Linked DNA regions of Homo sapiens: region 2 is linked to region 1. A link is a loop called in an ENCODE intact Hi-C map of the cell type or tissue named here. Cell type or tissue: heart left ventricle. All regions are shown on one strand. Each heading gives the region's core, and the rest is flanking DNA. Links, peaks and the distances in the headings are about the cores only. Region 1 overlaps KALRN (kalirin RhoGEF kinase). Region 2 overlaps KALRN (kalirin RhoGEF kinase).

Evidence for each region. A loop is a pair of places that touch in the nucleus more often than their neighbours do. Peaks named below come from ENCODE experiments on the same cell type or tissue, not always from the same donor. Only the 100,000 strongest peaks of a DNase experiment are listed, where the experiment ranks them.
Region 2: it touches region 1 in a loop (2.1-fold over the local background); 5 of 110 quality-filtered maps call a loop at or near these places.

Annotation. Positions count from the first base shown.
Region 1 is chr3:124,460,397-124,475,698 of GRCh38, reverse strand. It overlaps KALRN (kalirin RhoGEF kinase), which reads right to left. Exons shown (of 60, transcript NM_001388419.1): 24 at 13,743-13,809; 25 at 13,066-13,175; 26 at 967-1,036. Among named protein-coding and RNA genes, the nearest start is that of MIR6083, 94 kb to the right of the region's middle. In heart left ventricle, for the core only: a CTCF peak has its summit at 7,304; a DNase peak (open chromatin) is centred at 7,298.
Region 2 is chr3:124,087,830-124,103,131 of GRCh38, reverse strand. All of the region lies in intron 1 of KALRN (kalirin RhoGEF kinase), which reads right to left. Among named protein-coding and RNA genes, the nearest start is that of MIR5002, 37 kb to the left of the region's middle. In heart left ventricle, for the core only: no CTCF peak of the experiment used is centred there; a DNase peak (open chromatin) is centred at 8,371.

The sequences.
Region 1 (15,302 bases), core at 3,316-11,315:
CCTATCTTATCTGAAATTTTCCCATGTTTAAAATCTAAAACATAAACATAGTGTTGTCTATCACATAGGGCTGTTGAGAACATAAACTCTCTGAATCATGAAGACACTTTGAAAGGCAATTAGCCCCTTATGGGTGGAAGTTATTATCAGGTAATTATTAAATAGTAGAACGCTTGACCCTGGGGGAGGATTTCCATGTTTGCACTCAGTGTCCTAAGTGGACTTCCCTGGAGATGTTTGCATTCATATATTGTACATGAGCCTGAGTTCAGAATAATGCGGAGTAGAGAGCCAATGAAGACTAACGTTTCAGTTTATATAATTAGAATCTGGTACATTCAGCCCCTTTACTTGGCCCATGATAACAGCATGAAGGAGGATGAACAGTCACTCATCTTGTGGGTCAGATTGGGATGGATACCCAAAAAATCTGTTTTTCCCTATTAAAGAAGAAAATGTAACCAATTGTTAGGTGGAACTCAAAGGATACATGCTTGAGGAGATGGACACCCCACCCATTCTCCATGATGTGCTTATTTCACACTGCATGCCTGTATCAAAATATTTTGTCTCCCCCATAAATATATACACCTACCATGTATCCACAAAATTAAAGATAAAAAATTTTTTTTAAATGGTTAGGTGGCTTCCTAAAGTTCTAATTCCCTAATCCATATCCTGTAACAATAGCTAATGGACTGAGCTGACACATTTCCTCTGCCAGGGGTGGTAGTCTTGTTCCACTCTTCCAACCTCACAATTTTAGAAAGTTCTTAGACAGCTTAAGATGGAGCTTAATCTTGATGTCTAAGAACTTTTCCCAAGGCTTCTCTCAGACCTACTCATGGTCCCTCTCAGTAGCCCCTGGTCTTGTGTGAGACTGGCAATGACTCCAGTCCTTAGGTCAGGCACTGAAGAGTGGTGCCATGTGTATGGGCAGTGGGAGAAGGATTTCAGGTTGGTTACCCAGGTAACAAAGCAGTGTCCCACATCCTCAGGCAGTTGCTCGTACTTCTCCAGCTCTTTGAGGAAGATGCTGCAAGAGGAGAAAAAGACTGAATCAGACACCTCTGTGCAGCTGACCCCCCAGAGGATTGCACTGAGGCCAGCACAACCATAACTTCTCAATTATTTATACATGGCTTCTCTACTGTCTAAGTGATAGATGGTGAGGTGCAGTTTTTAATGTCGGAACTAATTTCATTAAAATGTATGTTAATTGATTAATTAGTGCTACTTAAAATAATATTCTTTCTCTCGGAGTGAACACTTCTAGAAGTGAAAGTAAATAATAAAATATTTTGTTTGTGTTGGACTTTTTATCAGCAAGTAAGAATCTACTTTTTTACACAAGTAATCTAAGCACATCATAAATATTTTAAATAATATAGATATTTCAAAGAAACAAAATAAAATATCGCTATCCTAGAGATAAAGTAGAAAAAAATTCAGCCTACACTGGCCTCTTTCTAATTTTTGGCCTCTGTCTTCCACCAGTAGCCAATTTGTACTAAAAACTATGTATTAAACAATGTTTTATAATACAGACACCATTAGGAAAGAAAACTTAATGGGTAAAAATTCACAATATATTCCAAAGCTGAATTGAATTACAACTGTTATCCACCAGTGTGGATATCTGTGCCATGGCTCCTTTCCACGTTAATAAATAATAAAGAAATAATTACACTGACTTCAAAATAATGTATTAAATCATTGGTTTGGGTTCATAGGATATAAATTCTAACAAGCCAGCATGCTTTATTAGGATGGTATTTGCTGTAAAAAACAAAATATTTTTCAAATAAAAAGTGATTATGAGGCTTTGGGGACACATAGTGACAGAAGTGGAAATGCTACGATCTTTACAAGGAACAATTTGACAGTACCGATTAAATCATGAATGCGCTTATCTTTTGACTCTGCAATTTGAATTCTGTAAATTTTCCTGTAGCTATTTCTACACATATAAAATGATGTATATACATGAGTATTAACTGTGACACTGTTTATACAAGCAAAAGATGGTCTGTAAAGAACAAAGCGTTTAAACTATGGTACATCCACAGAGCTATATACTATGCAGCTATGAAAAGAAGACACAGCTCTCTATGTTTTCATATGGAAGAACTCTGGGAGAAGCTAAGTGGAAAAAGGTACAGAAGAATATGTAGAACATGCAACTTTTTGTCTCAGTAGGAATTACGTATTCTTATTTCCAACCCAAAAAACTAAGAAAAGACATTACCACAGGGAAGCAGGTGAAGGAACAGAATAGAGGACAGTGGTGGGTGACACTTCTCAATGTTTACTTTTCTATCTAATTTTGATTTTAAAACTGTGACAATACATTACCTTCAAAAATTGAATTAAAGGATACACGATATAAAGTGGTTCTGCATTACTCTACTACTTACCTGTACCATAGAGGGAAAAATGTTATTTGACTAACTTTACCTAGCTTCTATTGTCCACGCATTTTGGCAGTATAATTAATTACAAGTGGTTATGGATTTCACATATGTGTTGTATGTGTTCCTCCTTCCGTGACATAGAATGACATTGTTTGGAGCTTAAAAATATGTATGTGCAATTAAAGATGTTTGGCAAGTCCTATTTGGAAAGCCAAAATGCTAACAATAATTGATGGGATAATAGATGACTTCTTTGTCCATCTGCAATTTAATTTTTTCTACGACAAATGAGCATTGCTTTAGCGATAAGCAAAAAGCCATTTAAAAAAAATCTGGGAGACTCCTAGCTGTACCCAGTTTGTCCTTACATAGGTGATTTTAGAGTATTCTGACCTGAATCAAAGAGTAATTATAATGATATTTGGGCTTCAGAAATGCAAATATGTAGTGCTCAAAGTCAATAAAGTGTCATATTTGTTGCTACCTTTTAAAGAACTACAAGTGACACATTTAAACTAATATGTACTTTATATGACCATTAAAGTGCAAATTTTAAAAAGTGCTATATAATGTTATAATTGAGGATCAAACTTAGTTTAAGACCCAAAGGGAAATATACTTTTCTGTTGAGAAAAGAATCAATCTGCCTCATCATCATATATATACACACACACAGGTACACACACACACACACACACACACACACACATATACACACACACATTTTAATTTAAAATTAAAAACAATTTTTTATAATAATAGAGACGAGGTCTTGCCATGTTGCCCAGGCTGGTCTCAAACTCCTGTGCTCAAGCAGTCCTCTTGCCTTGGCCTCTCAAAGTGCTGGGATTACAGGCATGAGCCACCGTGCCCAGCCTGGGCCCTTCTCCCTTAAGAGTAGCCAAAGAAATGGTAAAACAGCCTGGATCAGGACATTCCACACAGGATAAAAAATTGTTTTATTGTGTCAGAAGTGGCAAGGATACCCATGATGACTCAGGGAGAGCCATTCCTTGACTTATGACCCAAGGATAATTGGCCTGGTCACTTTAATTTGAAGTAAACAATGATAATTATGTCTAAAGAATTGATCATTGATAGAAAGACAGTGCTGGCAATTTTATTTAAAATCTGATCAATTTCAATAGAGCAACACCCTGACTTTTGTGATAGCAGCTACCAAAAACCTATGGGAAGATGCACAATTTGAAAATCCTCAGGAAGCAAAAATACTATAACCAGAATTAAATGCACAGCATATAATTTTCATGAGGAATGCCTTTCTGTAAAATGAAGGTTGTTTTTTTTTTTTTTTTTTGAGACGGAGTCTCACTCTGTCACTCAGGCTGGAGTGCAGTGGCGCAGTCTCTGTTCACTGCAAGCTCTGCCTCCCAGGTTCACGCCATTCTCCTGCCTCAGCCTCCCGAGTAGCTGGGACTGCAAGCGCCCGCCACCACGCCTGGCTAATTTTTTTGTCTTTTTCTTAGTAGAGACACGGTTTCACCATGTTAGCCAGGATGGTCTTGATCTCCTGACCTCGTGATCCGCCCACCTCGGCCTCCCAAAGTGCTGGAAAATGAAGGTTTTAACAGCAGTTACCACTAGCTCACCCATCTGCCTACCCCCAGGTCTGACTTTCTTCCCCTCCCACAACTGAGCACAAGTTAAAGAATCAGCATTCACACTTGGTCACAGTTGTGAAAGGGTCTTCCAAAGCTTCATCCTCCTCATCTTTAAATAACAACTTTGCTGAGGTGGGCAGATCACCTGAGGTCAGGAGTTCAAGCTTAGCCAACATGATGAAACCCCGTCTCTATTAAAAATACAAAAAATTAGCCAGGCGTGGTGGTGGGCGCCTGTAAGCCCAGCTACTCAGGAGGCTGAGGCAGGAGAATCGCTTGAACCTGGGAGGCGGAGGGTTGCAGTGAGCTGAGATCGCGCCATTGCACTCTAGCCTGGGCAACACGAGTGAAACTCCATCTCAAATAATAATAATAATAATAATAATAATAATAATAATAATAATAAAACTTTGTGGGGGTGCTTGTAAGGATTTAATAAATCCACAGGTAAAAAGAACCCAACCCAGTGCCTGGCACACAGTAGACACTAAATAAACAGTAGTTCTTCATGATCAGTGCTTCTCAATCTTAATAAACTCATATTCTCTTTGGTAAACATGTATCTGACCCTCTTCCCCACTCCTGGAGACTTATATTTAGGGGGAACTCCCTACCAAGCCCTTGCTGAAAAATCTGCAGCAGGTTACTTTCTCCTAAACCATATCCTGGGAAAATCTTGATTGGTTATTATGTAACATTTAGATTCCAAGGTCACCTTGTTTGGGAAATGTTGGGCTAAGGTGGTTTTTTTTGCTGAAGAACTTCCAAAATCCTATAATATGTTGAGTTACACTATAAACCTCTGAAGTAAATACAATATGCAGTGCTTCTCAAACTTCTTTGTGCTTGCAGCACTTTTGGGGCGAGTATCAGACTTTGTCTCAAGGAACACTCTTGGAAAACTCTAGTTAGCGGTCCCACACCTGGTTGTACATTGCCTTCTGGGGTTACTATCTGAGCAAATGCATTGTTTAGAAATGCTTCCTGGGTAATTCCCACACATCCAGTCCATAGATGAGCATTTAAAGGCAACTGTCCTAGATTCCAGGATGCTTCCAGATGGCAAATCCTACATCGGCTCTATAGGATTTAATTTAGGGGGAGAAAGCTAAGAACATTTTTTTTTTTAAAAAACCTATTCAGCTTGTGCCAGGCATACCAATTGATAAGTTTGAATAAGATATTCATTACCATCTCAATGTAAATGTTGAAAGTAAGTGGCAATATTAAACTCTGTTTTACTTCTTAATTGGAAGCTTATGAAGATGACAGATTATGTAAGTCTGATCCATATTATTCTACTTACTTCAAATAGACATGATGAATTCAAATTAAAGCAAAACAGCTCACAACTCTCTTCACAAATGATGAAACATTTCACCTTAGCTGTTCTATAGCAGCAATTTGGCCCTCACTACTCCAATAATTACATGTAATAAATTGTGAAGGAATGAGCAAAGCAAGTCATTTGTGTGAATGTCTGGGGTTCTTTCAGAAAGGAATAAAACTTTTAAAGAAATGTCAAGATCAAGGCAATGCCATTACTCTATTAAATTATTATAATTTAATATATTATGCAGTTACTTTATGAGGAAAATGCTTCCTTTTGGCTTTGTACACAATCCTGGGAAATGAAACTGCTGGCATTTATTAACAGAAAGCTTTCTGAGTTTTGTCATTAAATATGATAGAAACAGCACTATTTCAAAGGTACTGGACTGGTTCTGTTATTCTCTCTGAAGATGAATTTGGTCTAAAATCTCACTGCTTCTGGGGAAGTGTATCCTTCATTAAGGAGCGCACAATCTTGTCAGCAAACAGACTTTACATCAAGGGTGCAGTCTGCATCTAAATGGAAATAACTATTTGATGACCTTGTATGTCAATGTGCATTTGCTTGTTGGAACGCCAGAGGTGGTGATAGGGGAAGGGGCCTGTTGTGGCAACGGGAAAAAGAGGAACAACGTGGAGCATACATTTAAAAATTAAGTCGGAAATGGGGTGGGGAGAAAGGTGTGAGGTTCATGTATTTATAGGAAGTCCAGGACATTGCCTTCTTTTCAAAGCAAGGCTGGGTAACTGCCTTCATGCAAGTAGAGCTAGAGATTATTTCTAAAGAATCCATTAATGACCAGGCAGATTCAGAGCCTAGAACATAAGAGGCTCTAGACCATAGGGGCTAAGATAGCCGGTTAGCATACTGGAGCAGGTATTAAACTAATGGAGGGTCATGTACACTCAGGGAAAGGTGCTGGATTTTTCATGTAACAGTTCCAGCACAGTTGGATCACCCAGGCTGAGCCATGAGAAGCACCTGGCTTTGTCCCTTCATTTCACACTTGACACTTTAGCTCAGGTTAGGGATGAAGAGGAAAGGTCTGCAGGGCTGGACGCCCATTCAGCACATCACACTCTCAGCCTCCAACCACAAGCAGCAAAATTTACCTTGCTGCATGGTTACCTGTTGAATATGTTTTTGCCAATATCTTCTAACTTTGTCTAATTTGTGTGATCAGATGAATAAAGTTATTTGCATAGATATATACCAAGTTTAATGTTAAAATAAAATACAAAAGATTAATCTTATGCTTAATGTTACTCATCTCCAATAAGGTGGTGTTTAGCAACCAGGCATGGATGCTAAGAAGTTAGTGTGTAAAACAAAAATTAACATTACTTTGACACATCCAAACGAAGTGTTTAGACTTTGTCTTGTTTTGGGTATTCCCTAACGTCTATAATCAGCCCCAATGTTGATAGCTTACTGAAAACACAAACAACAGTAACAAGACCACAGCTACATTTGTATAGGGCTCCTCTGATGGGTTCTGCAAGTTACCTCTTCAAGTGTGCGTTTGGGGACCAAAGAAAAATCACAACAGGCCTTCCCCTTCCTCTTTCCTTAACATTTGACTATTAAGAAAATGACAGCTGGATTCTTTGGCTGTGTCACTAATTTTGGTTTGGGCAGATCATAAACCTTTGTAAGTTTCAGTTTCTATAGAGCAAGGGAGAACTAGATTATCTTTAACGATTTCTTTCGGGCTTTTATATTTGATAATTCTATGATTTTCCATACGTGAGAAACCACTAACACCAAAGGCATTTGGAGTGGGGGAAGAAGCTTAGAAAGCATAGAACATGCACATTTTAAGCAAGGGTGTGTGTGTTGGGAAGGGGTAGGAGGGGCAAAGAGGGAGGAAAAGGTAGCAGCAGCCTGACAGGGCGGCCTTTCCCCAGTGGCCTGAACTGCACATCCCTTCTCTCACCACCTGGTGGAGCTAGCGCTCTGCCGTGCAGCCATGGATCAACCCCCCCCTTGTGTTTCAAGGGGTTGTAAAATCAATTTATGGGTGGCAACCAGAATTTTAAAAAAGAGGAGGAGGAAGAAATAGAGCCTAACACAAAATACCACAGTGCATCACACATAATGCAGGTGTTTTTCAAAATTTAACTTCCCTGTTATATATAGCATATATGCATGCGTATATCAGGGCATAATGTACAGTCTTTTTCTTTGGTTCATGATAAAAATGGTTTGAAAAACACCACCTTGCTCATTCTCCCTCAACAGGATGGTAGCTCTGGGAAGGTCTAGGTCTTTATCCATCTCTTTCCCTCGATCTCCTTCTCCTCATCCCCTCCCCTTTCCCTAGGGCCTCTTTCCGCAGATGGATCTACCTACCTACCTACCTGCCTGACTACCTACCCTACCTACCTATCCACCCTCCCACCGTCATTGCCTCCCTCTGGCTCTCCTGCTTCTCTCCTTCTCTATCTCTTCCTTTCTCCTTATTATCTGTCCACTTCATGGTTTTCTCACTTATCCTCTATCCACCTAGCTCTCTCTCCTCCTTTCCTTTTGTCTCTCCCTACATTTCTGAATTGCACTATCTCTGCCCACCACCTCTCCTTTCTTTTCCTCGTCTTACAGACATGGATGTGAGAAGACCCAGCCTACCTGGGAGTGCGACAATGAGACCTCTCTCTGCTTCCCATGACCCAGGATGGAGCCCCACTCCCAAACCCCCTATTGCCTCTCTCAACCTCCCTGCTAGACTTCACCACTTTTCTCCCTTGCAGGGCCTTTGTTCAAACTTTATTCCATCATCAAGGAAGCCATCCCTGCCTGTAAAAATCCCACCCCTTATTTAAATTATATCTCAAATGCCCCCTTCTCCATGAGGCCTTTCCTACTCTCCAACTGAGGCTATTTTCTTTGTGCTCCACTTGTGCCCACCTCCACCCTTATTGCAGACAGATATGTCATTCTCAGAACCCAGAGGGCAGAGGCTGGGTTCAATCACAGGGTACCAGCTTCATCTCCAATCTAGCCACCTTTGGCCCAAGGGAGGAACTCTGGGAAGTTGACTGAAATGTGGCTGTGGTTCAGTCGCTCATTGGGGTGCCCTTCCCTAAATTCCCCAGCCTCGATTTTACCCCTGCTGCTCACCCCTCACTGCTCCTGGCTGACCCTGGCCTGGTCAGTGCTCCCAGTTCAACCTCACACATCTCTGGTCCTGCTCCTTCGGAGCAGGGAACACCAGGTTGGGAGGGCAGTGGCTGGTGGCCAAGGCCAAATCTAATAGCTTCCAGCCAAGCCTGGAGGGAGGGAGTGTGCAGAAGGGGCATCTAACCTTGGTGGTTGGTCCCTAATTTGAAAATCTAGACCTTGCTGAAAACTGATTTATTTCAGGTAATTGTTGTAGGGGTGTGGCACAAGAATGACATAGCTCTGGGAGAAATGGGTAGAAATATTCATCAAATTCTAAGATCCACATGGAAGCTGTTTCACTATGAATTAAACCAGCCAGATGTGGCAGCCACCATTGGTGGTCTAGGGAGTGAGAGAAGGGGAGAGAGTGCTGAAGTGGGAGACCAAGCCCTGGAATCTAAATCCTCACTTTTAAGGAAAGGGGAGGGGCGCACACTGGGCAAGTAACGACTCCTCTGGGATTGTCTCCTTGTCTGTACATGGAGAGGGTTGTACTTGATGGTTGAGAGGACCCTCTGAGCGCTGGGAGTAGAGATTTTATGAAAATGTTATTGCTCAGACTCACATATGACCCTATCTCCAAAAAACCAAAAAGGAAGAAGTTCAGATTTAACAGAAGGTGATGAGCATTTTAAACAAAAAGCTGTCCACAGCAAAGTTGCAAATCTAATAACAGCAAGCTGAAAACAAATTATTTTCTTGAATTACAAGTTGTATGCTAGGCAAAATGGGAAGACTGCATTAACAAAATCATTACTGTCTAGGGATCTACTAATGGAATATATTCTCCTGTCTGAGTGCTCCAGGAATGCTTATAAAATGCAATCAAAATAGGTCTAAGTCTTGTGTAGATAAGTAAATTTCATGATTATATAGTTATTTCTGTAGGAAAGAGAAGTAGTGCAAAATGGGGAGAGTGGAGGGCAAAACGAAGTATCATTCCACTTCAGTCTCCGGTTTGTGTTAAAGCCAATGTTTGCAGGTATTAAATTCTACATATTAAACTGTTCTTTAAAGAAGTTTTGGTGCTGGGGAATTTCCCCATTCAATACCTATAAAGACAAAGGTCCTTGAGACAGACAGATCACAGACACACACACACACACACACACACACACACACACACACACACAGAGCAAGAGAGAGAACTAATCCTGGTTGCAATTTTTCAAAGTGACACCATTTAGACAGATCAATACTATCTAGTTAAGATATGTATTCACCACATAACCCTTGGTCTAGGTGCTAATTTTCTAGTGACTTAGCTAATTAAGTTAGCAAGGTCGTGTCAATCTCAATCCCTTTCTCTCTCAATCTCTCAATCTCCCAATATTCCTTCCTCCTGCTCTCCCTCCCATAGGCTCTCTCTGGATTACAGGCAGATAACCTGAGCTATGCACTAGAAATGAGAGGAGCATGTTTCCGTTAGACAATGCTTAATTGCAACTTTGGAATAATACAAACAATTGGGGTTAAAAAGCATCCTTTGATTTTTTTTCATATTCAGAAGTGACAATTTCGGACAAGTATTTCTGAAGAATAAATAAGTATTAGGACAACTGCATGGTCCAGCCAGTAAGAAGCTTCCAAGAAACTCCTTCATGTAGAAATTAAGTTATTTTGCTCTTCCAGATGGTTCTTGTAGTGATGGGGAAAAAATCATACCTAATGGTTTTCTCTGTCTTGAGACTTTTACAAACAAAAGATTAAATTATGACTTGAATGGTATTAGCCATAAGTCTGCAAATAGTAATTTTATCTTCAGTTTGTTCATCCATGCATTCACCTACCAAACAAATATTTACTCAATGTTTACTTATGTGCCAGGTACCTGATTATGCAGTGAAAGATGTTCTCCCCTCTAAGCTGTCCCTTAGAGTTTACAATTCCTGCATTTTCTAAGTTGGCTAACTGCCATTCTATCTCTTATTTACTAGAGATTTTAGAGGTGTTATGTTTTCTTCATTAATCAAAATTTGTAGGACACAAGCAGAAAGCATACATTATGAGTACAGTAAAGACAGCCCACAGATCCTGTAGGAAATTAATATGAAGCTTGATTTTCTTAGATATTTCCTTAAATTGCAGATAATTAAACCATTAATTTATTTTTGGTCAATAGCTTTCTAAATGCAGTACAGTTATTTGCCTTTAGTGCGGAACATATTCATGACTCAGGGTTACTGCTAATATTAAGTATGCTATGCTGTAACACAGTGGCTGTATTGGGCCCTATGGTGGGATACAGAATGGTTTGCACCAATACTGAGTAGCCCTTGACCACTATGAGGTTTTTTTTTTTTTTTTTTTGGTTCTATTGCCTACTGTTTTTGCAGTTTGTCTTCTTTAGACAGCTGCTGGTATCCCACTACTCACTCAAGTTCTTGATTCTTGTTTGCTGTTTCTAAATAGCTGTGGGCTTACAAACTATATAATCAAGAGGTAAAGAGGTTGTTAGGGAGGATAGAAAGATGCTTCTATGAAAAGACAAGAACTTAATTTTTGTGGCATCTTCTCTGGTTGTTGAGAGGCTAGTTGTTATTTTCTTTTTCTTTCTTCATAATATTCTAACTCGATAATATGTGCTGGGTAGCTGTGTTCTTGATAGTTGGATTTATTCCTCGATTTACAGCATGCGAGATTCTCTATGGTTTAATTTGATTTTTTAAAAGGATTTCTTAGAACTATATATTGTAACTGGTAGGTAGATTTTCAGCTATTTAGAAAACTACAAAACTGTTTACCATGGTTTACCAGTGATATCATGACAGCAGAATAAGAGGCATGATTATGTTAGCTATTTTGTTACAAGTGATCAATTTGGAAATGTATATTCATTCCCCTTATAAACTGATTGGCAAATGTAGGGCTCCCAGAAAGTGCGTGCTGTGATCTCTAGGCTTCCGTAGTTAGTCAATTGGCTAAGAACATGGGGAAAGTGAGACTTGTTGAGTAAATCCCAGAGACCATAAGCCAGAAAAGTAAGGTAACACGACTTACCGTTTGCCAGTCCGATGTCTTCTCAGATATCCTGAGGGAGATGGGATGATACTGAGCTGGGCTCAGATGATGGAATTTGGGATCAATGGTCAAATAGTTTTATTGGGCTCTTATCAGTGATAAGCATGAGGACATGATATTTCTACATCTGGAAATTTCCAGACAAACCAAATGGATCGTGTTAAAATTTATGATTAAAAAAACAAAAGACTGGGAACTTATATCACATATTCCAGAAAGTCAAACAGTTATTTTTCCCCCAGAGCGTATTGCTTCAATAATCTCACAAGGTTTGCATGCCATGGGAGCTACATATATTATGTTCTCTTTAAACTGATGCCATCTGATGACATACCAGGAATTAATAACCAGGAGGTGAAGAGAGAGGAGTGACTTTCCACCCCTTATCTGGACCTATTACAGCCCAGGATCATTTTACACCCAATTCTTGCTTGCCTCTTGGTCATTCTTAGCACAGGGCTATTCTAGAGCTGAGATATCGAATATGGCAGCCACTTGCTACTTGTGGTCTATTTAAATCTGAATCTATTAAAATTAAATAAAATTGAAAATTCAGTTCCTCAGTAGCACTAGCCACATTTCAAGTGTTCATTAGCCACACATATCTAGTGCTACTGTATTGGACACTGCAGATATAGAACATTTCCATCATTGCAGAAGGTTCCATGGGACAGTGCTATTCTGGAGTCTTGCCTCAGGGTGGCTGCTACACCTGTACACATGGCCCTTCTATCTCCAGCAAACCTACACAACTCAGTAAATGCCTCTGCTAGCCTGGCACAGCACTGCTCTGCAGCAGGGTCCTGAGAGCTCTAAGACTTTATGCCCATGTTCTTCTTTGTGTCTTGAGATTCTATTTGTATTTTGGAAACACAGTTATTTCTATTGGTTGGTTATGTAACTTATCATGCCAATTTTTTTGCTGATCCTTTGTTAACCATGGAACATGCTGTTTTGTATGGTGTGGGAAAAATTCTTAAATCAAGTTGGAAACAATGACTTGTGAAGTTTTAGGGCTCTACAATTCTACTTATTCCAACAAAACAGAGTATCGGTTGATATCCTTCCCTCCAAACTGTCAAGAAATGTGAAATAAAATGAGGATGGAGGAAATATTTAGGTTGATAGAAAACTTCAATGGAATTCAAAACCTAAAGATCACAAGGTGGAATGGTTAGCCTCAGATGAATTCTAACGTCAGGATTTCCCACAAGATTTAATGAGGAGAAGCTACTTTTATTTCTTCAAAGCCTGCTATTCATTCTGGCTGAATAAATGAGGATGTTGAGGAGAGATGGGGAGGAGCACTGCTGAATACTTGACTTTACTCTCCACTAGGACTTTCGGACAATTATGGAGAAAGGGGAGTGAGTAAAAAAGAAGTCTGACAGCAACTGCCTTAGAAAACTGACCAGATAAGATTCACCAATCGCCTTTGATCCACTTCTTGGGAACCCTGTTGTCTGGTTTTTACGGCCTAAGTGTGCACCTCTGAGACCCTCCACAAACCTACTTGTTATGGAAATCGTAGATCTCTTGGATGTTGCCAAAGATGATATGCTCTTTATTGAGGATCCCAGGGGGGATCTCCTCCACACCACTGGTCATTTCCCACAGGTAGGTCTGTAAGACAGTAACAGTTTCATCACTGGCAAGTCTGGCAGGCCATATAAAATACAGACAAAATACACAGGTGCTCAAACTTGTGGGGCAAGACTCAAACTGTAAATGCGTGCAGAGTTTAAAAAGTGACGTGTTAAGTAAACATAAGAGAAAGAAATAAAACCTGAATATTTCATTATCCTGAACTTTAGCAAGAACACAAACTCCACAGTCTCTTGTCATTTATTAAATGTGTGTGGACTTTTATGGGGGTCAGGATGCAGATTTTCAGACCCAATTTAAGTTCACTGACTGTGTCATGGTTTTATTTTGAATTGAAGTGCCTTACACACTTCTTGTTCCTGGGTCTAGCTCCAGTCTGAGAAAAGTTTAAACTTTCTTTTCAAAAGTACTTTAAACTCTCATGTAATTATTGTTGACTTTAGGAGAAAGATTTCCTCTTGTTGACTTTTTAATTCATTACTCTCTGGGAGAAGACCAATAGCACCAAATTCCAATTGAGGACTTGATGCTGGCAAGGATGTCATTTTTCCAATATAGCTGTGAACGGATTACTGGAAGACTCACCTCTAAGCACTCATGCAAATCCCTTACATAAGCCTTCTCTGTCTGGAGTAGTTCAGCCATAATAAATCTAGAAGGAAACAAATGGGCTTTTACTTGGATATAGATATAATGTCTCTCCTCCTTCAAACTTCACTTCCCCACCCCAGCATGTATGACATTCTTAAATGTCTTATTTTTCTACTTCATCAACAGGTCTTTTCCTTTCTTCAAAATTCCTTCCCTTTCCTACAAGTATCTTCCTATGATACTTGTGATATTTCCTGACCATTGGCCCTGTAACCCTTTAGCAGGTTTGTGCTCAGCTAGGTCCATATTCTCTCTCCCTTTTCCACCCCAGTCCTACTATTAATACTTGTGATTCTGTGGTGATATTCATGTGAGTACAGGCATGTAGGACTGTTCATATTCTGTCTCACCAACTAAACTAGATAGCTTGAATCTCAGCTTTCCACATTTCTCCTACAGCTCCCAGAATGAAGATTTCTGTTCAGTAGAGTTTGTAGATATATACCAAAACAGTTCTTAGTATCATAATAAACCAGGTTTCAAAGCCAGGAAAAGAGGTCCAACACACCGAGATCAGGGGTTAGCAATTTTTCTATAAAGAGCCAGATAATAAATCTCTGTGGGCAATTCGGTCTCTGTCACAACCACTCAACTTTGCTGTTGTCATGTGAAAGGAGCCATAGACAATGTGTAAAAAAAAATAAGTGTGGCTGTTTTCCAATAAAAACATTTATGGACACTAAAATTTGAATTTTATCTAATTTTCACATTATAAAATATTCTTCTTTTGATAATTCTTCCAATTATTTAAAAATATAAAAGATAATTTTTAGTTTATAGACCATATGAAATAGTTGGTAGGTCAAATTTGGTCTATGTTTGCTGACCTCTGACCTAGATTATCCTCTCAGCTATTTCAGTACTATTTCCAATGGGACTTGTTTACAGCATAAACGGATGTGTAGAAAACTGAACGTGCAACCATAAGCACAGTATAAATTAGTAATAAGTGACTGCTTCTCAGTCCCCCATAAAGAGAAGTCTGTGTTATGCATCTTTAAAGAGAGGGTTCTCTTCCTCCTTGGGCCTCTAAATAATACAATGTGCTTAGACAATTGTTAAACTTACGATACATGGCCTCGTTGTGGTATATTCTATATTTTTCTGTTCTTTGAATTGAACTCTATTGGTAGAGTAAAAAGTGCATAAGCTTTGGAGTCAGACAGATAGGAACTGAATTACAACCAGAGGTAGGACTTGCCTCTCCAGGTCTCAGACTCCTTACTTATAAAATAGCTGATCACACAGAATTGCTGCAAGTATTAAACAAGATCACGTAAGCAACATGCCTAGTGCATGGTAGGTGCTCAGGAAACATTCCATGATTAAATGAGCTGTAGATTGCGATGAAATGAGGACAGAAGGGAGATCAGAAGGAACATAAACTGACGGCCTTTGAGAACTTGCCTTTGATTTTATTGCCTTAAGTTTTCTAGAATTGTTCTTTTGTTCTCATCCGCTTCCTGCAGTTTTACCTGTCTTTCCTCACAATTT
Region 2 (15,302 bases), core at 4,570-12,569, 370 kb after region 1:
CCAGTTTAACATGCATGCTGGAGAGACAGACAGATGGAGCTCTTCCCATCTGTATGGCAGCAGGTAGAGGGGGCAACCCATCCTAGACAGGAGTCCGGGGTCCTGGATCTTGACTTTTCCCTTAGCAGCTCTCTGACTTTAACCAAGCACTTAATCTCTACGAGCCTGTTTCCTATCTGTGAAACGGGAAGTGATATGATCTATCTCAGAAAGGCATAATGAGAAACAAAGGGGTAAGATATTTGGAATTATCAAATAATTACATTTATCTTTTTCCTCCTTAACAATGCTGTGATAATCAATGGTTCCCTGGAGAGTTCAGATACTCTGTTAGCCAAAGTTATTTATTAGGTTTCCTATTAGGATATAACTTTGAATTAGGTATCTAGGTGAAAATACAAAGGATAGTGGGGACAAGGGCTTGCCCTCAGGGAAACTCCACTCTTAATGGAGGGAAATTATCCCTGACAAGAAACTAAGATTCCTAAAGCTGCAAAAATTCAGAAAACAAGCACATACTTACTGAGTACTTACTGGTACCAAACACGGGTCACACATATTAGCTCCTTCAAGGCTCACAACAACCTCCTGAGGTATGTATTATTACTACCCACAGGAGCACATTGTGAATTACAGAACACTAGCCATGCACCTAGTGACCACGAGTCTCTGAACGGAACCAGGTACAGTCAGGGGATATTTTTCTGGAGGACATCAGGGCTAAGAGGTTGGGAGGGAAAAGAATGTGGATTAACTATAAGAAGAGGAGGTTTGGGGCATTTCAAGAGAAAGCACAAGAAAATATGAAGGTTGCTGGTGAGGCTCTGGTATAGAACAACAGGGAATTGTTCTGTGATGGTGTTTCAAACGGGTGTGTGTTCAAACTCTTTATTAGACAAGAGGCCTGGTCCCTTTAGTAAAGTGATCTTGTGCCAAAAGCCAATTAAATAACTCTAATAGGTATATATACATAGATGACTATAAAAGCCAATTTAAAGTAACTTCTTTATGTATTACCTGAATATTTGGCTCAAATGAGAAGGTGATTAAAACAAACTCCTCTAATTAGAAAAACCCTAGCACAGCAGAATCACCCAATGTGCTTTTCATACACATGCTGCGTGCTTTTCTCTTCTTTTTCCCACTGAATATAAGAAAGAAGGAACAAGTCATAAAGGTTGGCACAAAGAACCCACACATCATGCTGGGCACACATATGCAATAGTTAACAAGAACAGGGTAAGCCAGACCACAGTGGGTATCCAGAGTCCATGGCAGGCTAGGGACCAGTTACAAGCAGATGGCCTAAGCACAGATACCAAGTCTGACCTGGTTAGGGGCCAGAGCTGTGCAGATAGCTGAGCAGCAGGCAAGCCAATGACAGAGCAAGTCAAAGACAGGGTATCTGTCAGACATAGAAGATGAGGAGCCAGAAAAAGGCTGCAGGCATGGTGAGGATGAGAGCGAGGAAAAGGAAAGCACAAAGATCAGGGTACCCTGACAACCAAGACCATGAGGTCCAGCTGCCTCTTGACTTCTTGCACCTGAGCAGAATCAATCCTTGACTTGGAATGTTTGGGAGATTTGAAAGTTGAGACAACAAAGAATGGCCAGACAGGGAGAGGTGAACTTTAGTGACAAACCCAAGTAGATTCCTGGTCAAAGTAGAGCCCAACACCATGAAGCCTTGAAAACAGTTATTCTCCTTACCTCCCATTTATCCTGAAGGCAGAAAACGATTTTTCTTTCTCTAATTCTGGCAGAATATGGACAATGCCCACCTAATGCCTTCCTAGTATGAGTTATACTAACCAAGGAAGGAAAGGTTTTTGACATCTACAGTGACAGACCACCATCCCTACCTCCAAACCCCTCAGCAGCCTGAACTGAGAGCAATAAACCCAAAGCAAGCTGAGGCCAAACAACCTCCTGGGACACAGGTCAATTGCTTTTCTGGGAATATGAAGGAAAGTCAAGGTTTATCTAGAAAGTCATTGAAAATGGTTGAAGTTTGTAAAGACAGTTGCATGAGGTGTATCCAAAAGATTGCGTTCTTACACAGTTTGTTCCTTAGCAATGTTCTATGTGTTCTCCTATGTTTACTATTCCCATGTAGTGACTTGTTTTTCGTTCATTTTGTTATTTTGCAACAGAGTTCCTTTTGCCCTTACTCTCTGACATCCATGTTAAAGGATGACAACAAGCAGTTCTCAACTCTGGCTGCCATTAGAATCACCTACAGAGGTCTTTAAAATGCCAGTGTTTAGCCCCCTTTCCAGCTATTCCAATTTAATTGGCTGGAGGTGGAAGTGGGGGTGTTGAAACAGAGGAACTGGACATTACGCTTTCTAAGAGTTCCCAGATGATTCTAGCATACATTGAGAGGTGAGAACAGCTGGTTTCTGGTCCAGAATCCAAAACACTTTGTGGTAGCTACAGGAATGTTGACAGTCCCAAGAAGATAATCTCATTTGTCTACTTTTGTTTTTGTTGTTTGTGCTTTTGAGGTCTTAGCCATAAAATATTTGCCTAGACTAATATCCTGAAGGGTTTCCCTATGTTTTCTTCTAGCAATTTCATAGTTTCTGGTCTTACACGTAAGTCTTTAATCCATTTTGAGCTGATTTTTGTATAGGGTGAGAGATAGGGGTCTAATTTCATTCTTCTGAATATAGATATCCCATTTTCCCAGCACCACTTATTGAAAAGGATGTCCTTTTCCCAATATATGTTCTTGGCACCCTTGTTGAAACTAAAAAGCTTCTGCACAGCAAGGGAAACAATCAACAGAGTGAAGAGACAACCTGTAGAATGGAAGAAAATATTTGCAAATTGTTAATCCAACATGGGACTGATATCCAGAATATACAAGGAATTCACGTAACAGCAAACAAAACAAAACAAAACAACCCAAATAATCCCACTAAAAAGTGGGCAAATGATCTGAATAGACTTTTTCTTTTTTTTTGAGACTGAGTCTCGTTATATCGCCCAGGCTGGAGTGCAGTGGCACAATCTTGGCTCACTGAAACCTCTGCCTCCCTAGTTCAAGCGATTCTCCTGCCTCAGCCTCCTGAGTAGCTGGGATTACAGGTGCGCACTGCCATGCCCAGCTAATTTTTGTATTTTTAGTAGAGATGGAGTTTCACCATGTTGGCCAGGCTGGTCTCGAACTCCTGACCTCAGGTGATCCACCTGCCTTGGCCTCCCAAAGTGCTGGAATTACAGGCATGAGCCACTGCACCTGGCCCGAATAGGCTCTTCTCAAAAGAATACATACAAATGGCCAACAGGTATATTTTTTTAATGCTCAAAATCATTAATCACCAGGGAAATGCTATCAAAACCACAATGAGATATCATCTTACCACAATTACAATGGTTATTATCAAAAAGACAAAAAATAAAAGATGCTGGTGAGGATGTGGAGAAAAGGGAACTCTTATACACTGCTGGTGGGAATGTAAATTAGTACAGTTGTTATGGAAAACAGTATGGAGGTTTCTCATAAAAACTAAAAATAGAACTACTATACAATCCAGCAATCCCACTACTGGGTACTTATCCAAAAGAAAAGAGATCAATCAGTATATCAAGGGATACCTGTACCCTCATGTTTACTGCAGCACTATTCACAATAGCCAGGATATGGAATCAATCTAAGTGTCTATCAATGGGTGAATAGATAAAGAAAATGTGTTATATATACACAATGGAATACTACTCACCTATAAAAAGGAAATCCTGTCATTTGCAGCAACATAGATGGAACTGAAGGTCATTATGTTAAGTGAAATAAGCCAGGTACAGAAAGACAAATATTACATGTTCTCACTCATATGTGGAAGCTAAAAAAGTTCATCTTACGGTGTAAACAGTACAATGATAGGTTGGTGAATGGGTACAAACATATAGACAGAAAGAGTAAGTTCTAGGGTTTGATAGCACAGTGGGGTGACAATCATTAATAACACTATATTGTATAGTTCATAATAGCTAGAAGAGAAGATTTGAAATGTTCCTAACATAAATAAGAAACGTTCGAGGTGATGGATAGCCTTAGTACCCTGAATTGATCATTACACATTGTATGCATGTAACAAAATATCACGTGTACCCGTAAATATGTACGATTATTATGTGTCAATTTTTAAAAGCATCAAGAAGAAATTAGAAGCCTAATTCAGCATATCACTTAAGTTCAACATGTGAGATGCTGACATAATGACAAACATCAGTAATTTTTGTACTTCTGTCACTATTTTAACCATATCCACATACCTCCTACACTGTTGTTTCCTTGATATTAAGTTGACTCTTTTTTACTTATGCTTCTTTATAAAAGAAATTAGTGGACTGCAAGGTGACATAAAAAGGTAGGAGAAAAAGAAAAAAGAAGATCATGGCTGAAAGGGAAAGGCACTCAGGATTAGAGGCAAGGAAGACAGGTAGGCGCAAGTCCAGGATTGGAGACACAGGATCTGTGGGGCGAAGGTGGCCCAGCACAGACATAAGAAGGGATGGAAGCTGGGCAATTAGTTAGAGGATAATAGAGAAATGCCAGGGAATGGGGATACTTGTAGCAGGTAGCATAAAGCTGTGCCTTGAAAGAACACAAGGGACAGACAATAGGCATGAGGGCCAGGGAGGCTGGAGACATACTGGGGCCAAGAAACTAAGGCAGGGCAAAGTGTGAGGCCCAGGCAGGGATGCCAGAAGGAGAAGAGGGAGACCAGAGGTAGGAACGAAGAGAGAGCTGAGGAATGGGTGGGATTAAGGAGGGCCCACAGTGAATGGGTGGGGCAGGAGTGGACAGCCCAACAGAAGCAGGCATCGGGGAAAACAGATTGTCTTCTGGACTGTGCCAAGCAGTGACCAGCAAGAGAAGCTCAAGAAACATCTGTAAATCACCTAAAATCATCTCATGTACTACCAGTGGTGGACATTCCCACATGCTGGGAAACACTGCCTGATGCTCTGTGAATAAAGAGCAGCAGTCTTTCATTCTTCCCATTACCAAAAAAAATTACATGTAAACAAAGGAACGTAAACCCCTACCTTACTTGTCAGGTCCCCATGAATACACCAAAACTCAACAACAAAAAGCAATGTGACTTCTTTTATATACAACTCATGCTTCTTATCTCTATGAGCTCTTTTCTTTTGATAGACAGTCCCCACCATAGCAACCATCTCCTTAGTCAACGTCTATAAGCACAGAATACAATCAGCAGAATTGGCAAACGCCCAGTAACAAACACCACAAAAACAGCATCTATTATTAAGGAGAATAAATCATCAAAATAATGTCTGAACAAGCTGGTAGTACACTGTCAAATAAATTCTTGCATATAGTTAAGTATAGCCCTAGAAACAATACCCTTTATTTTTTAAATCCTTACCCTTAGCTGAACAGTGATAGGGGAGACAAAAGATTAGTCTGCAATCATCAAGCCTACGCTGTTATTTCTTTGTAAAGTTTATTTCAGCTCCATGATGTGTTCTAATGTTTCCTGCCTTTTCCTAGGTGTGTCAAATCACAGATTCACTTATCCTCCAGTCACAGCCAAGTGAGTGACTCAGGCCAGCATACAGCTCATCCATTATTTCAATTTCCTGGGATAAACTCATCAGTTCCCACTTCTCATTTCCTATCCCCTCCTTACTTTCTTGAGGCCTGTTACTTTCAAGATGACATAAGGCACGACAATGATGAGGGCAAAATGATATAAAATCTTCAAACAGATCAAAGGAGCTAAATTCTGTTACACTTAAGAAAGATCAAATCTAAGGGAATTCTGTTCACTGCCCAGAAAGGCAGGTTCATCTTTCATTCATTTACTCATTCATTCCTTCAACAAATATTTATTGAGCATCTTTCAATGAGCTAGCTCAGCCTAACATGCCACTTTAAAGCATGCCATTTTCTATGCAATGTTAGGTAACATTCGTTACAAGAGGAAAGTTGCTATAACTGAAAATTCTTTTTGAATATGGATGTGGGTATGCACACATGTGTAATACTTTAATACTGATTAACCAGAACTGGGCAACATAATCAACACCCAACCTCCAAACACCTGGAAATCAGACACCCTACACAGTCAAGAGCTACTGGTCTAAAACTTCACATTAAGGAAAACCCTATAGATAGAAATACACATAAACTTTCAAATTACAGCCATATGTGGTGATCAAACGTGCATGGAAGACCACATAATTCTTGCAACCAGCTTTTGCTATCCAAGGTGACAGGTTAATCTATCAACCCATAAATTCATTAACCTGACATTTCCAAAACGCCTGACACTGTATATGCACTAACACAATAAATTTCCCCCAAATTCTATGATGTAGGCATTATTATTAATATTCCAATTTTTAAGATTAACAAACTGAGAATTTGGTTAAGTATAGCCCTAGAAAACAAGACCCTTTATGTTTTAAGTCCTTACCCTTAGCCATTTATTCAAGGGCACTTAGAAGGCAATGGAGCCAGAACTTGAGCCTAAGTTTGTGACTCATGGATTCAAGCATTTCTAAAAGATAAAAATAAATTGGTAGTATTATAGCTTATACATTAACATCTAGTTTCTTCTTATAATTAGCATCATATGGTAGTGTGAATCTTGTTTAAATTCATGTAAGTATAAATTGTCTCTAAGCCTCTAACCATTCTTAATTGGACTTTTCTTAGTTCCCGGTTATTATATACCACCTGTTCCTGTCTTTCCCAGGATGTTTGTTGGAGAGTGAGAATTAACTGCCTTGGTAATGAAAACTACCATTTAAAGAGTACTTTGTTTGTGCCATGCACTGGGATAAGTATTTCACTTGTAGTTTCTCACTTAGCCCCTACGGCAACCCTCTGAGTTGGTACTACCATTATCATCATCACCCCTTTTTACGAATGAAGGAAAGAAGATACAGAGAGGTTAAGCAACTTGCCTGAGGTCACAAAGATAAGGAGGATTCACATCTAGTGGTCTCTTCTCCCTTCTCCCAGTCTATAATCTTCATCAGTGTGAAGTTCTGATGCCCTTCTTAACGCCCTCATCTCAAGTCTGGGCTCCCACTGGCCTGTTTCTCGGTGCTAGTGAGAAACTGCTTTTAGTGTGTGCTGGTTTGGTTTCCTCCATCTTTGATTTCTCCCCTGATAAGGGCCCTGTTTCACCTGCTCTGTGCAGCTGTCTGCTTCCACCTGGTATTGATCTCCCGGCACACCAAGACTATTCCTCACAGAGATGAATACACCTTGGGCTGTATAGCAAGGCTTCCCCAGGGCCATCTTTTCCATCAGGAGTTTGATCTCATTCTTGCCAAAACCTCTTAAAGAAGCCAAAGCTTTTAAAAATAATATTCAACATTTTAAAAAATCAATTACCAAACAAGTTCACAGTGGCTTTTCCTTACAAAAGAACATCTGGATTTGTGTCACATTATCAGAAGACTTTAATTGCATTAATATTTGATAAAATGTATTAAGGTCAGATTAACCTGAGAAATAAAACTGATTTTCTCTTTTCTTTCCACTAACTGCAAATTCTGTACCGGCTGTATCTGTAGATAATCAAAAAAGGGAGCTATCCTCAGGATAGGTAGTAATAGTTCTGTGAAGCTAAGAGGTGCATAGGGAGGAACTCAGTATTTACTAAGCACCTACTGTGTGCACCATATATGATGTTATATATTTTACATGTATGAATTAAATAATAGCTCCAGAGCAACCTCAGCACATAGGTCTTACTGTGCCCATTTTATAGATGGGTAAACAAGCTCAGAAAAGTCACATAAATCAGGCTAAGGTCAGTGGCAGAGCTGAGACTTGAGCCTGAGTCTGTTTGCCCCCAGCTTCTTACTGCAGGAATCATTCTCCTTCTGCACTGCTTCTCAGAGAGTTCTATCAAGAGCCCTGCAAGACAGGGCTTAACTTGTATTTGACTAGAGTACTGAGCTTGATGAAAAACCCAGCAAGAAATGAGATCCTGTTATACAGATGCTCCCCAAATGACCCTGTGCTCCCGATTCCCAGCTGGGTCATACATGTCCCCAGAAAAACAGCCTTTCTTTACTTTCCATGGGTTTGCTACTTGCCTCTGTTTCATTCCTTCTCTCTCTTCTTGACCCCCCTCCCCTCTCTGCTGTGTCTTTCTGCATGTCTCTTTATGTCTCTATGTGTATTTATCTCTCTCAGTCTCTCATACAAGCATACACACACTCAGGATACCTCGATCCAGCAGCCGGAGCAAGCGGAGATACCAGAGATACCACTGGTCCCAGAAGCGGTCCGTCATCCCACCCTGAACTCATCCTTCACAGCCAGTCCCCTCGGCAGAGCCTCATCCCACCACCGCTGACTCGAGGAGGCCGGAATCACTTGACGCTGGGCTCGCACACAGCCTGCTCTAAGCAAATGCCTGCCTGCAAAGACAGCCACCAGTCCTCCCACACAGAGGCTGACTGTGCCGGGAGCCGGTTTCACAGCAACAAAGGAACAAGTGCAGAACAACGCCGTGTGCAGACCGAGCCTGCCTGGACCCAAGGGGAGGTCGGAGATGCGTGGGAGGGAGTCAGGAAGGGTTTTCGCAAAGACGCGAGGTTTGCAGTGGTCTTGAGAATGAAAATCCACAGTCAAGTCCATGTCTTAAATTTTTTCCAGCATCTCCTGCCATCCTGGCCTCCATACCTCCCACACCAGAGGCCAGTGGCTCCTCCAATAGAATATGGGATGGGAAGCCAGAAGCTCGGCCATTTTGGACTTTGAGGCCAGTCCAGGAGCCTGGGAGCGTTACTGCCTCACTGCCTCACTGTAGGGACCACTGGCTCTCCTTGCCCAAGACTGCAGGACCTGCATGACTGGTAAAAGGCCACAGATCCTTTTTCCCTACGTCCCTTCATGGAACCTTTGTTATAGTAGAGACAGCATGGGCTTTGAAGTCACACAGTCATGGGTCCAAATCCTGGTTGCCACTTAATACTTGCCTGGCCTGGATCAAGTTTTTCAGCTCCATGTGCCTCAGCTTCCTCCTCTGTAAACCAGAGAGAACAGTATTTGTGAGCCTCAAAGCAAAAGAAGAATATAATGTTTCTGGTGTTGCACCTGGTAGATACTGGTAGATAGAAGGTTCTCCCTTACCTCTCAACCCCTCTCCCTCTTGCCAGACTCTCAGTTCCCCACACATTCATACATCCCACGGTTTTCTATCCCCAGGACTTTGCTCCTGCCCTTCCTGCCAATAGGATGCTCTCCCCACTCTCCACCTCATCATGGCCAAATCCGCCTAATTTTTCCAACAAATAACTCAAATGCCACAGAATCCAGGCAGACTTCCCTGATCTTCCTTCCTTTATATTTTATTTTTTTCATTCCACCTTCTCCTTTGTATATGACTCTTCTCCCTTACTTGCCCATAAACTCCATCTTTGTGTCCCTCAAAGAACCCTGAACTTCGCAGTTACTCGAGTGATTACTAACTAGACAAATGAACATGCAAGGGCATCTGAGTCCCTGATACAATGTTATTTTCAAGGCAAGGAGAAAAGTAAGCTGCAGAGACCTCAGCCCCTGGGCATTGTCTAAGGCCTTTGGGGCATGACGGGGTGCCCAGTCCTTGCCCAATCACAGCCCCTCTTACAGTGGGCCAGCCTGTGACCCAGGTGACTGGGAGTGCTATTCACTGAAATGAAACCTGAGGAGTCCCCAGGTCTAGGATGACCTTGTTCTCCAAGCCTAAAAACTACCCAACAGCCATCTGCACATTCATCACAGCTCTGTGCAGCCTAGGCCATGCCAGCAATGCCTTCTCACTGTCCTAACAGAATGGTGGTCTCCCAGGCCTCCTGGTCTCCATCAGGCAACTGGAGGCATGTCTCCCTCAGCACCAGCTCTTCCTTGGAACTTATACCTCCAAGATGAGAGAGGGTGCAGATTTCTGAAGAACTCAGACTGGGGAGGAGGCACGTCCAGGGGGTAGGAGCAAGGAGGGAGAGGGAGAAAGCAAGCAGAGTCACAACCTCCACCGCCTGCCCCTGCCCCCCAACTGCCTTGTGGTTTCTTCTTAAACGGCAGCATTGGGTCTCGGCAGAGACATCACCACCCAAGAAGCTACCTCTCAGGCTCTGTTAGCATTATTTTCTTATTACCTTAAATGGACAAGACTCCAGTGTGTAGTTAACACAAGAATGCAAACCCCTCCTCCTCCCTCCAGAGAGAAGTAACCCGGTGTTTCTCCCTTCACGAGTAACAAGAATCCATCGCTCACATGTGGCCAGTACTTTTTCGTTCACAAAGTACTTTCATAACTATCATCTCCTGTTTGCCCTGCAAGGTCTGTAGGATGGGAATCACTTTCTCCAGTATACAGAAGAGAAAATCCATGTTCCAAAAGATTAAATAACTTGTTTAAGGTCAGATAACTCGTAGGTGCCCATCTGTCTCCTCCCTGAGAGTTTCTGGGGCACTAAGAGATTCTCTGGGAAATTGTGACACGTTTCACTGAGATACGGGAGCCCTCACAGTAGGGCAGGACCTGGGGAAACACTGCTGTTTCCTAACAGGAACCCTGAGGGAGGCCCCTCCAGGGCAGTGCTGACATGCCATGGGCACAGGTTGAGTGGAGGGTCCAAATGTGGCCACTTATTAACTAAGGGCTTTTCATCTTTTTCTTTGGCCCCTGACTTATAACTGCAGAGAGAGTGCATCTCCAAGTAAGAATGCCAAAAAGGCTTTTTCTAACACAACTTGGGAGAAATCTGAAACGGGAGGCTCGCATCATGGCAGGAGACCTAGACAGAGAGGGGCAGGGGAAGAGCATCTGACTGTGAGGCAGAAAGTCCCAGAGAGTGCTCTAATGGTGCTAGTGCTACAAGCCTCATTCTTGGGGCTGGAGAAAGAAGCTGGCTCTGTTCCCCTCCCTCCAGTAATCAAGGGCAAAACATTCCACACAGTCTCATTTGCAGAGAAAATGGGAATAAAGACTGTCAAGAATAATATGGGTGCAAGCACTTCCCCCGCAAACAGACCTAAGAACATAAGCAATGCCCATTGGGTCAGCCCCAGGGTGAACCCATTCAGCCTGGAGTTTTACTCAAGATTGGCTTCAACCCATCAGGCTGGGCTCCTTGGAGCTCCCCAGCCCACCACTGCTCATTTCTCCATCTCCCACAGAGCCTCATAAGTCTTACTTGAAATGCAGCCCCTCCAGAAGTTGAATAAAATGTTCCAAGAGACTGTCAGCATTGCCATTTAACTGCAGTGCAATTAGAAAGGATATTGGCCAGGACACAGCCTTATTAGTAGGTTTTTGTTGTTGTTTTTGTTTTGTCTTATACAATGCTTCCACAGTGGCTCCTTCTTTCATCATGGTCAAAGCAAGCACAACTATTCCCATTCACGTGTTTCCTCCAGCCCACCCAGCTGGCTACAGAGACATGTTTTCCAGGGACAGGCAGTGACACCAGGCCAGCAACAGCCCATCCACTCCAGAGGGCTGATGCCCATCCGGATGTTCAGCAGTTATTTGATATCACAACATGGATGTGTTCCTTTCTCTTCGATGTTCCTTCTTCTTTCCTTGGCACTGTTCTTTCTCCCTCTCTTCACCCACCCCAACTTGAAAACACTGTGTTCCCAATCAGATAAAGCCAGCACAAGTGTATAGAGCAGAAGGCAAGCAGCACGGAGGGAGGAGAGATCCAACCATATCCCAAATCTTTCCCACTCATCTCCTGGGACGACAATGGCCACTGTCCCCTCAGCAGCACTGGCCCAACTCCTCAGACACATGGACCTATCTGGCAAGTGAAGGCAATACAGGAGGTAGCATAGTTGCTGGTATCTGCAAACCAAAGTGAAGACCGTCCACAGACATACTGATCTCCCTCACCCTGCCCCAACAAGCGGGCTCCACCCGGCTACCATTTTGACCTGCAAGCTGTGCTTCAGTTGTAACATGAATCAAACACTCCAGCAGACAGCATCCTCAGTCACCTCCCACACCACTTCTGTCCCCTTGGCGATTAGCGCCCAAGTGGTGGAGTGGAACCCGTGGCAACACATTCCCAGGGATACCATTTCAAGGGTGGGTTGGACCCCTGCCAGTCTCTCCCATGACAGCTTAGTGTCCCCAGGTGAACGGGCTTCTTAGGTCCACACCTGAGGACAGTATCTACAGCAAGTAAGTATCATCTAGACACTGAAATTCAAGTCCACCCTCCCAAGAGGCCCTTTCCAGCTAACCTCACACATTCTCTATCTCAGAGGTTCTCAAAGTTTAATGGGCAGCAGAATCACCTTAGACGGTTGGTTATCCATACAGATAACAAGGCCTCACTCCCAGAGGCCTGCATTTTTAACAAGCTCCCCAGAGAATTCTGCAATGGTGATCCATCCGCTTCAGTCCGTGCTCTCCTCTCCTACCCTCAGCACCAGCTTCGTGTCACTATCTTGAATTCTAGTGCGTACCCCACCTCCCCCAACACCCTGAGAGTCCAATAGGGAGGGAGATTCTGAGTCCCCCATTAGAGTATGCTCACCTGGAAGGCAGAGGGGCCTCTCTCCTCTCAAGGCCCAGTAGAGGGCCCCACATGGAGGGGTGAGAAGCTGCCACCCAGGAGGCTGAGAAATCAGCCTCATCTCTCCACAGGCTCCAGAAAGCCTTCGTTCTGCCACAGTTCCACTGCACATCTGTACAATGGCTTTAAATGTCACCTCAAATATCAGGCCAGGCAGCAGGAGGGAAAGGCAGAAGCTAATTATTCCTCCTTGCCTCAGCTTTTGTGTAGCTTTCATCTTGCTCACCTCCGACCTCTGCTGAGGATCTTTAACTCTGCCTTGGCTGAGGCATGCCCAGCTCATGGAAGACAACCTTTCACTGCCCTGGGCTCTAAACCACCTTGTTAAGTGGTGAAAACCTGATCCCTCCCTACCCCTTCTCTGGGGGCTTCTAGTTCCCCCAGCAGTCAATAGAACCCCCATGTTGCACTGAATCTCTAACACAGCATGTCACCCCAGTACCCCCCACTGCCCACACAAGAGCCAGTCCCCTCTCCTCCTTCAGGACCTTATAAAGCTCGTCTACCCTGGGCCCCATGCCCTCTCCACTAGGTCCTGTGAAAAGTACCATGACAACCTCATCCCATCCAAGGTATTTATGATGAGAGCTTAATATTTAGGCCCTCAGGAAATATTCCTATCTTGGCAAAAGATAAAGCCTAGGTCAAAGGAAGGCATAGAGGAGGGCAGGCCTTAGGTAAGCAGTGGTGGGGGTGGATATCTGCAGTCAGGGAGCAGAGTCCATGACTCCCTTCCCTAGGTCTTCACAGGCATGTCCCTGTGAGGCCATCCTGATGAAGTCAATCACAGAAGCTGGTGCACCTTCCATCCTCCCTCACTGCCCTGACCTCCCATTTCCTACTCAGCATGAACACCTGGTTGGCTGCCTTCCCCAAGGCACCTACATTGCAAAGGAATTCTTCCTGAAAAAAAAAAAAGCTGGAAATATTTGGAGAGACCCTCTCAGAACTGATCCATGAGGCCTCTGCAATCCAGAGTTCACTGTTACCTCCTCTGTTTCCCTCGCAGCCAGTCATGCAGTTCCTCCATCTCATTTCCACCAAGAGCCATTTCTCTGCCTATCAAAGGAGATGGTGTTACTTCATGGCCAACAGGAGGCCGTTCACCCCCCAGGAGGTTTGGCTTCTCTTAAATGTTCCTCACATCTCTCAGTCCCTGAGGTCACCATCAGAGAATCAGGAAGCTAAGTTGCCAGTTACCACAGCTGAAGCCTCACTCCTCAGCCCAGGCAGAGCCCTCCTGTGAACCTCTACCTGCTCTCTCCATCCCATGCCCTTCTCCATCCCCTCCAGGAACTTTTCCAGATAGCCCCCCTCAGCAGGTCTGCCCAGTAAAATCAGGCACCATACCATAGGACTAGGATTGATAATAATGAATGTGAAGTTCAACCATATCAAAAGGAAACCCCTGTATTGTCAAATAAATGCTAAATTTTGGTTAGCACATATCTAGAGCTCAACATTTTTTTTTCTACTTAGTCCCTTTTTTGCTTTAGTCCCTCGGGTATTTTTTTTTCTTTTTATGGAAAGTATACAATCTGTGTGTGTTCCACAGGGCCACCCACTGTTAAATCAGAATATCTGACTCACCTGAATGCCCTGGCTCCCTACATACACATCAAGCTGGATAATGAAATTACTTGCACACTAGCCAATTTGAATATTCTCTTCCTTGGCTCTTATTTTCAAAAAGAAAAAAAAAACTAGTTGCGAAGATCACTTTACTTTTCAACAAATGAATGCTGCTTATGGTTCTTAAAAATAATTGAGTCTCATAAATTCTATAAACCTTTTTATACCTTTTGTACCATTAATTTGCAAGCCTTCGAGGTACTGGGAAAGGGCTGAGGCTTTAGAATAACTTCCCACATCTCAGTTTCTTCATCTTTTGGATGGAGATAAGACTAATCCCATAAAACTTGAACTTTTCATGAGGAAAAAACAAAATAGCATATAAAATCCAAAGCACTACACTTAATACATAGTGGATACTTCATAAAGGTTAGTGCATTCTCCTGCAACAAAAACAAGCTCAGGTCACATTGAAATTCTCAATTCATGGGACCAGAGTTAAAGTCAAGTCACTACTCCAAGTTTCCCAGGCTTCTCTACCTGCCCTTCAGGAGGGGGCAGATTCTTAGAGCTTATGATTCCTCTAATTCCTGTGACACTCTCCTTCCCTCACTAGGGAAATGAAAATGTCCAGCTGCCCCAACTCATCTGATCTCCTCTTTCTGACACAGGTTGGAAAGTTCCACTGGAGATTCAATTATGAAAACTGTTTTGACTATACCTTGTGACACATGTGGATGACCCTCGGCACTGAGGAAAAAAGAAACTACGAAGTTCCTGATGGACCATCCGCATAGTGAACAACAATTATTTGGCATCCCGAAAAGTCCACCAATCCTGGCCTCACATCATGATACCCATGGGGAAAAAAAAAACTATAAAACTTCAAGAAGAAAAATTTTTATAGTCTTAGGGTGGGATGGTTTTCCTAAGCAAGACACAAAACTCAGTATATTGGCTTATATACATATTTTTAAAATTTTTTTGAAGGATATACAAATCACCAAAGGAGAACAGGAGTCTGAGCAACAGTAGTAGAAGGACAACATTTTACTGTAACTCATCTTACACATTTTGAATTTTGACTCTTGAACTGTATCACCTAACTCTTTAAAAGACGTTTCAAAATAATGGAGTCAATAATAGATACAACTGTT